Regions from separate parts of the Homo sapiens genome. Here all the other regions are linked to region 2. The links are chromatin loops, found by intact Hi-C in ENCODE. Cell type or tissue: PC-3. All regions are shown on one strand. Region 1 overlaps LOC107987435 (a long non-coding RNA gene). Region 2 overlaps LINC02366 (long intergenic non-protein coding RNA 2366). Region 3 overlaps PRH1-PRR4 (PRH1-PRR4 readthrough).

Region 1 (2,500 bases), 460 kb before region 2:
TTCTTCTCCACTCATTTTAATGTCTTTTCTCCACTTTCAACAATCTATCATATTTCCATTTTGGGCTCTGTTCACACCAGAGTCCTTGCAGCATAATGTGGTATATTTACTGCTTCTCCCCTGAATATCTACTGTGTCCCCACTCTGTTAAAGATCACATAAATAGATTATTGGGAGGGAACATGTAGTTATTTAAATCAGAAAGTCTTTCTAAAGGACAGTGATGTACATGGGAAGTATAAAGATGATAACTTTAATGTAGTGGGAAGTCTTAGGTCTTTGAAAAGGAGGTGTCCTAAAAGAACACTGCATTTTTTCTCCTCAACGTCATGGACTTTACCCACATTTCCCTTCATCATGTGTTCTTCACTCTTTCCCCTTGGGGAAACCCATCTCTCCTCATAGATATTAGTTCTACACTCAGGCTCTTGTTATGATTTGTGCACTGGAGCTCCTCCAGCTTAAGCTGCTAGCACAGAAAGATCTTCCAGGTAGCAGCTGCATTCCAAAGATGGAGATATAAGGCCCAGTTCCATGAATGTGAGTACCACATGGCATTCAGTATCCCTTTCAAGGTTCACTGTAGCTAAATCCCCACTTAAAAAAATATAGTATGCAAATAATGCTGCCAAGGCAAGTATTAATTTTTATCAGACACATAGCATAATTTCTGATGCGGAGAGCCAGTGCTCCTGTAATGATTTTAAAGATATGACTACAAATTATTTGGTATTCCTCCCCTCAAGCAGAGGAGCTTCATTACTGGGGCTTTGAATGATGGGCTGCACTTGCTTCAACTGCATAGAATATGGCCGAAGTGATGAGATGTCATCTCTGATATTAGGTCACAAAAAGACTGGGATTTCCATTGTGGGTGGACTCTTTTGCCCTCTCTTGAATCACAGCTTGCTGTGGGGGATCCAGTTGCCATGTCATAGGGAAACTTAGGGAGAGTGAACCCATTTACCACGTTGTGAGAACACTTAGCCTATGTCTATACAGCGAGGAACTGAGGACCGACACCAGCAACTATGAATGAGCATGGGAATATATCTCCCCCTGCTGAGCCTTGAGGTCACTGCAGCTCTAGCTGACAGCTCCACCACAACTTCATGAGAGACCATAAGTCAGGGCCTCCCAGCTAAGCTGCTCCTGAATGCTTAACCCACACAAATGGTGAAGTAACAGGTGTTTATTATTTTAAGGTGCTAAATTTGGGGTAGTTTGTGGCACAGCAACAAATAACCAAATCACCTCCTGTTAATACCTTGCCCCTTCCAAAACAACAACTCTTGCAAGAAACTCAAAGAAACAACTCTTGTGGTAAGGAAAACATACCTATTTCCTCAGCCTGGCAGATATTATTGTATCTGATATGCAGGAGGTAATTTGTTGTGGGGGTTGTTATCTCTGATAACCCAGAAAGATATTTTTAAAATTTCTTTTAATAAATGAAGGGATATGGATCTTCCCAGTTCATTCCACTACTAATATTCTCCATCAAGAGGAGATCATTTGTGGTGTGTAGAGAAAAACAACCTTAAAATCCAAGGTGTATAATAAAGAAGTAGGAAAACCCATAAAACTTCAAATATATTCATGTTCTTAGATCAGTCGCATCTTGTGTTATGGGGAACTTGTAGATGTGATCAGACAGTCAGAAATATTTGAGGCAAGGAAGTTCCAGGAGAGATGAGAGCATAAGCACAAGCTTTTAGAACCCCTGCCGTAAACATAATTGAACAAAGTAACATAAAAAGAGGAAAAGAAAAGAGTGTAGGGGATGATGATCAGTGCTGAAGCCATAGGAGAGGTGTTGGATTATTGGCCAGCCTGCCCAGCCTCCCTTTCTTGGGGAAACTACTTCAGTCCTTGTGGTCTCATTAGAACTTCTGATCATAGTTGCCCAAACCTCAGGCCATGGGGTTGGCATGTGATTCAATGTGTGCCCATCACAGCAGCCAGCTTTTTACCATAGCGATGGTTGAGGAATGCCATGTGATTAAAGCAGGTCTAGTCAGTGTCACCAAGTGTTTGCTGTATGAATAAACTGCTAAGATGAGGCAATGAAATACGGGGTTGCCGGCAGTCACGTGGCAGCTGGATGGAGAGAGTTGAGAGACTGATCAAAGCTTTTTGATAACATGTTGGAGCCATTGGATCTTGTCATGTTTGAAGTCCAAGTTATTTGCATTATCAATTTTTCTTTTTCACTTAAAAACTAATTTTAGTTGGACTTTTTTGATTTGGAACCAGAATGATCCTGGTGGGAAAAAGTGCTCATTGCAAAACACAAATTTTGACATATTTCTTCTGCAAGAAACAGTGTTGAACTTCTCTCAATAAGAGAGCAGCACACATTTTATGAAACAAGTAGGGGCTATTTTGTCAAATTCCGTAAATTTGAACTTTCTAAATCTGGAGGATTCGTTGCAATAAAATGGATATTCTGACTGTTTGGTAGCCCCTTTTTCTGTCACAGGACAATAGTATTTGGAGG
Region 2 (2,500 bases):
GCTACCCCATTCTCCAGGTAACTACCCTTAGCAGTGGCTCTCTGACATGAAGGTATAAAAGTCTGGCCTCCCTGCCTCAAGTGAGACTAACTCTATGGAGCAATAGGTGTTCCAGACTTTTCTCTGTGGGGTTAGACTAAGCTAGTCTGCGCGTGAGACCACATTTTGCTTAGCTTTATTCCTTATCTACCCTGCTTCCTAAATCCCCTCTCGGAGAGAGCTCTCAATAAATATTCTTAAAAGCAGTCCCATTTAAGGATTGGCTTCTGAAGAATCTGACCTAACACAATACAACACTTGGAGTTATTTTCCTCTCCACCTTCACATGCAGGATCCAAGACCGCTTTTTTCTCCCTACCCAACAGTAGAGCCCAGCAGTAGAACCACTCGTCAGAATCAATGCAAGAAGAGACAAGTGGTGGCAGTGGATAAGTTGAAAAGATAGAAGGATGAGCCTGAAAAGGATTCAGAGGGGAAGCCGCCTGCCATCTGCCTTGAGTGTTCTCAGCATCAGGAACTAAAACCTTAAATCTTGGATGGAAACTCAAGAAAAAGATGTGCATGCCCCAAAACCCACCACCTTATGAAATCAATACTGGCTGCATTGTGTTTCTTAAACTCGAAGGAAAGGATTGAGAAAATAGTCTCTGGGCTACTCTACAGAAAACTGACTGGCTGACAGATCTTTTGGTGGCAAAATTCTGGAGGATGCAACCATATAAGGAAGAGGCTAAGGAAGAAGAACTAATAAAATAGAATAGCAACAACCTAACAGATAACAACAAATTTAGAAGAGGCTAATGCCATCAAACCTTACTAGAAGAGAGTTTCCGAAGGAGGAGGATGAACAGCAGTTAGTGTCAAATGCAAGCTCATTTTGATACTCATTGAGCTCATTGAAACTTTGAAAGCTAGTTTTAATAGAAAGATGGCATTGGAGACAAAACTCCTGTTGATTGGAGAGTAATTAGAAAGTGGATTCTACAAATCAAGGATTATTTTTCAAGAACTGAGTGAGCTGATACATAACTGGCTTGAGGATTAGGTAGGATTCATTTTTCTCTTTAAATAAAAGAAGATATGACTAGGAGGAAAGGGCAGATGCCAAGAGAAGAAGTACAATTAGATGTTAGAATTATCTAGTTTTCTCTAATTACATAGAATCATTCTGGATAATTATTTAGAATTATTTAAGATAATTTTTTAGAATTATCTAAAATCTAGAGGTAACTAGAGTCAGGGAAAATTAAACTTATAAAATACTAAGCATAATGCTTAAACCCTGGTTCCTCATGATGATTTCCTTGAAAGAAAGAACTTGTAATAATTTGAGCTAGTTTTCATCATATTGTGATTATGCTTCTGTATGTATTCGAGTTTTATTTTCATTAATGATGCTAGGGTGTCACCCTGTGGTAAATGTAAGTATAGCTTTGATGCAACCCACTTTATACATCATCCTATTTCTAGATATCAATTGCAACCATTTTCATGGTCCTTTTATTTTGTTCATAATGTGGCTTCCTACTTTAAGTTTATTTTTAAGTAATATATAACATTGAAAACATATAAGACCAAATATAGAATGTAAGTTACAAAAAGGAATATTAGATAAACTAACAAGAATGAAAAAAATAGGTTCTTAAAACTAAAAACATGATTTTAAAATTTAGCTGAAAACTTTGTAATGACACCTGAGGTTGACTTGTAAATATTTCAATTTTAAATTATGTTTTATATTATTTGTATGTGAAAAATGGTACTTTTTAAAATAACAAAATCCATAAGCATGGAGAGGTTCAAATGATAAATGTACAATAGTTACTATTAATCTTATTCCAAGCACTACTCTTTTAATGTTCATTGCAATAGCGTGACATATAATAGTGCAAACATAACTATGAAAAAATAATTCAATCAAGTATACTCCATTCTTGTTCATTTCATCTGGCTCCTTTTAATCTCTTTTTATTTGATTCAAATAACTTAGTCATTATTATTTGTGTCATTATTTATCATTAGCTTAGTGTAAAAGAGAGATATATAAATTATTTACATGATGAAAGATTTCAGAACTTCAGTGGAATGGGAAGCTTCGTGTCGATGCTATTTCAACAGGATTTATTTCAGTCTACATACTTCCCAAGAATGTCACCATCTCTAAATGAGAACTAATCCTTGTCATCTACTTTGGTGCCTCCATATTCTGGAAGAAGAACATTATCTCTAACGTTCACACGAACTGGTTGAATCTCTCCACCCTTTCCTTTAGAGCCTGATCCAACAGCTACTACTGTGGCTGCCAATACTTTTCCTTGAGATTTTTCCAGAAGCATAATGGCTCCTTTGGTTACAGTTTTGGCGGCACACCTTTCAACCAATACTTAGTCAAAGAGTGGAAGTAACTTTCTAAACACTTGTCCTGCCATGAGCCCTCTATCGCCGACTTTTACTCTGCTCTCATACAGTACTGCAAAGAGAGACTGACTCCCTTGGTCAT
Region 3 (2,500 bases), 130 kb before region 2:
TTTTATTGAATTTGTCACTCTGTGACTTTTAAGTGAGGGTATTTAGACCATTTACATTCAAGGCTAATATTGCTATGTGAGGTTTTGATTCTATTTTGAAGTTGTTAGCTGGGTGCTTTGTAGTTTCTATTGTGTGGTTTCTTTATAGGGTCTTGGGCTATGTGCTTAGGTGTGCTATTTTGGTAGCAGATTTTCATGTTTAGAACTCCCTTAAGGATCTCTTGTAAGACTGGTCCAGTGGTAATAAATTCCTTTACCCTTTGCTTGTCTATAAAAGATTTTATTTCTCCTTCAGTTATAAAGGTTAGTTTGATGGAATATACAATTATTGGTTGGAAAATTTTCTTTCCTTTAAGAATGCTGAAAGTAGGCCTCCAATCTCTCCTGGCTTGTAAGGTTTCTGCTGAGCTATATACTTGGCCTTATGGGGTTCCCTTTGTATGTGATCTGATCTTTTTCTCTAGCTGCCTTTAAGATTTTTTTCTTTAGTGTAGACCTTGGATAGTCTGGCGACTATATGCTTTGGTGATGTTCATTTCCTATAGCATCAGTCAGGTGTCCTCTTGATTTCTTGTATCTGTATGTCTACCTCTCTAGCAAGATTAGGGAAATTTTCTTAAATTATTTCCTCAAATATGTTTTCCAGGTTATTAACTATTTCTCCTTCTTTCTCAGGAATGCCAGCAGTTTATGAGTTTGGTTGCTTCACATAATCCCATATTGCTCTAAGACTGTATTCATATTTTTAAATTATTTTTAATTTTTTTTTCTGGGTTAGTTCAAAAGACCAGTTTTCAAGGTCTGAAACTCTTCTGCTTGGTCCAGTCTATGAGAGATTGTACTTTATATGAATTCAATTGTACTTTATAATTCCTTAAGTAAGTTTCTCAATTCCAGAAGCTCTGATTGATTTCTTTGTAAGATGTTTATGTCTTCCTTCATTTCCTGGATTGCTTTAGAAATCTCTCTGTATTCATTTTCAGCCTTGTCTTGCATCTCATTGAGCTTCCTTGCAATCTATACTTTGAATTTTTTATCTGTCATATCTGAGCTTTTGTTTTGGTTAGGGACCATTGCTGGAGAGGTACTGTGCTCCTTTGATGGTGTTGATTTCATTACATTCACTTTTTTTATGGTGGTAGAATTCTTGTTCTCTTTCCTCCTCCTCTGGCAATACTGGCACTTCTAATTTTTGTAATTATTTCCATAAGGTAGGATTTTTTTCTTTATTTCCCTATAATATTATTGTTCTTTTTTCTTTCCCTTTCCATTCCCCCTCCCTCCTTAGGAGGTATGACTTTAGAGAATTCTGGGTAGGTCTTTTGCCCAGCTTCTATAGCCTTATGCACTTACAGGTTGCAGGTTTTATATTAGACTGTGCGGTTCAACCTACAAGCCAGTAGATGGCACTTATAGGTAAGAGCCAGTTTTGGACAATGTGATGGTTATATATTTGATCCTTGTTTACTGGAAGAAACTCTCTGTTGCTGCAGATAATGGTCTGACTCATGGAGTACACAGTGGTGTGAACTCCCTGCTCAGCCTTGGGGGTTGTGGGGAGCAAGGTGGGTGGGGCCAGACAAGGCAGGTCCACCTATAGGTCTTCCAATGGCAGACACAAGCACCAACACTGAGGGAGAATCTACTGAGTGGCTACCAAGTGACCAGAGTTCTGTCTAGGGGTGGAGCTAGGTAACCCCCTCGGCTCCAAGTTCTTTGCACAGGGATATTGGAGAGATTGGCCTAAACTCTTAATCCAGGAGAGTGGGGGCTCTGAATACCTGGAAATCTGCCTGCTTGTGGAGCAGAACCCACCCCCACCAACCAAGATTTCTGCACAGGGTAAATGGGGTGACTCAGGCTTCTTAACTAGGCAGGCAGGTGCTCTTAATGCTTGGATATTTGCCTGGGCATAAAACAGAGAGGATCAGCCCAGTACATGGATCTGTGAACGGGAAGGGTGAGGCAGCACAGGTTGCCAGTCTGTGTGAGCAGGTGCTTTGAATGCTAGGGTATGCAGCAGAGAGGACCTCCCTGCATCAAAATCTCTGCACAGGAAGGGTAGGGGAGGATAGGCTGCTGAGCCAGGTGAATGGGTGCTTCAGATATCTAGAGTTCTGCCTGGCTGTGGAGCAGAGAGGGCCCCATTGCACCATGACCTACGTCAAGGAAGGTTAGGTGGTTCAGGGTGCTGAACCTTGCTAGCAGGTGCTCCAAAATCCTGGGATCTGCCTAGGCATGAAGCAGAGAGGGCCTCCCTATTCTAGGATCTCTGCACAAGAAGGGTGGAGCAGATGAAGCTGCTGAACCAGGTGAATGAGTGATCCAAATGCCCAGATTTCTGCCTAGAGGTAGAGTGGAGGAGAGTCTGCTGCACCACAATCACAGGGGAACAGGGTGGGGTACCCAGCAATGACACACACAGACTAGTTCCAAGTAGCTAAGCTGCCTGGTTGCAAGTCTCATCACATAGGATAAACTGGCTGTAGCAGCTCCCCTC

The links. Peaks named below come from ENCODE experiments on the same cell type or tissue, not always from the same donor. Only the 100,000 strongest peaks of a DNase experiment are listed, where the experiment ranks them.
Region 1: a loop joins it to region 2, with 9 times the contacts of the local background. A loop is called at or near these places in 7 of 110 quality-filtered maps.
Region 3: it touches region 2 in a loop (11-fold over the local background); 3 of 110 quality-filtered maps call a loop at or near these places.

The regions. Positions count from the first base shown.
Region 1 is chr12:11,227,034-11,229,533 of GRCh38, reverse strand. The region is part of intron 1 of LOC107987435 (a long non-coding RNA gene); the gene reads right to left. Among named protein-coding and RNA genes, the nearest start is that of TAS2R42, 41 kb to the right of the region's middle. In PC-3, a CTCF peak has its summit at 1,082; a DNase peak (open chromatin) is centred at 1,063.
Region 2 is chr12:10,770,236-10,772,735 of GRCh38, reverse strand. The region is part of intron 2 of LINC02366 (long intergenic non-protein coding RNA 2366); the gene reads right to left. It also overlaps the pseudogene HSPE1P12. Among named protein-coding and RNA genes, the nearest start is that of LINC02366, 21 kb to the right of the region's middle. In PC-3, a CTCF peak has its summit at 1,396; no DNase peak of the experiment used is centred here; H3K27me3 peaks cover 1,372 bases.
Region 3 is chr12:10,900,579-10,903,078 of GRCh38, reverse strand. All of the region lies in intron 4 of PRH1-PRR4 (PRH1-PRR4 readthrough), which reads left to right. It also overlaps a transcript of PRH1 not described here. Among named protein-coding and RNA genes, the nearest start is that of TAS2R13, 7.7 kb to the left of the region's middle. RefSeq lists an enhancer at 1,335-1,629. In PC-3, a CTCF peak has its summit at 1,397 (motif pointing right); no DNase peak of the experiment used is centred here.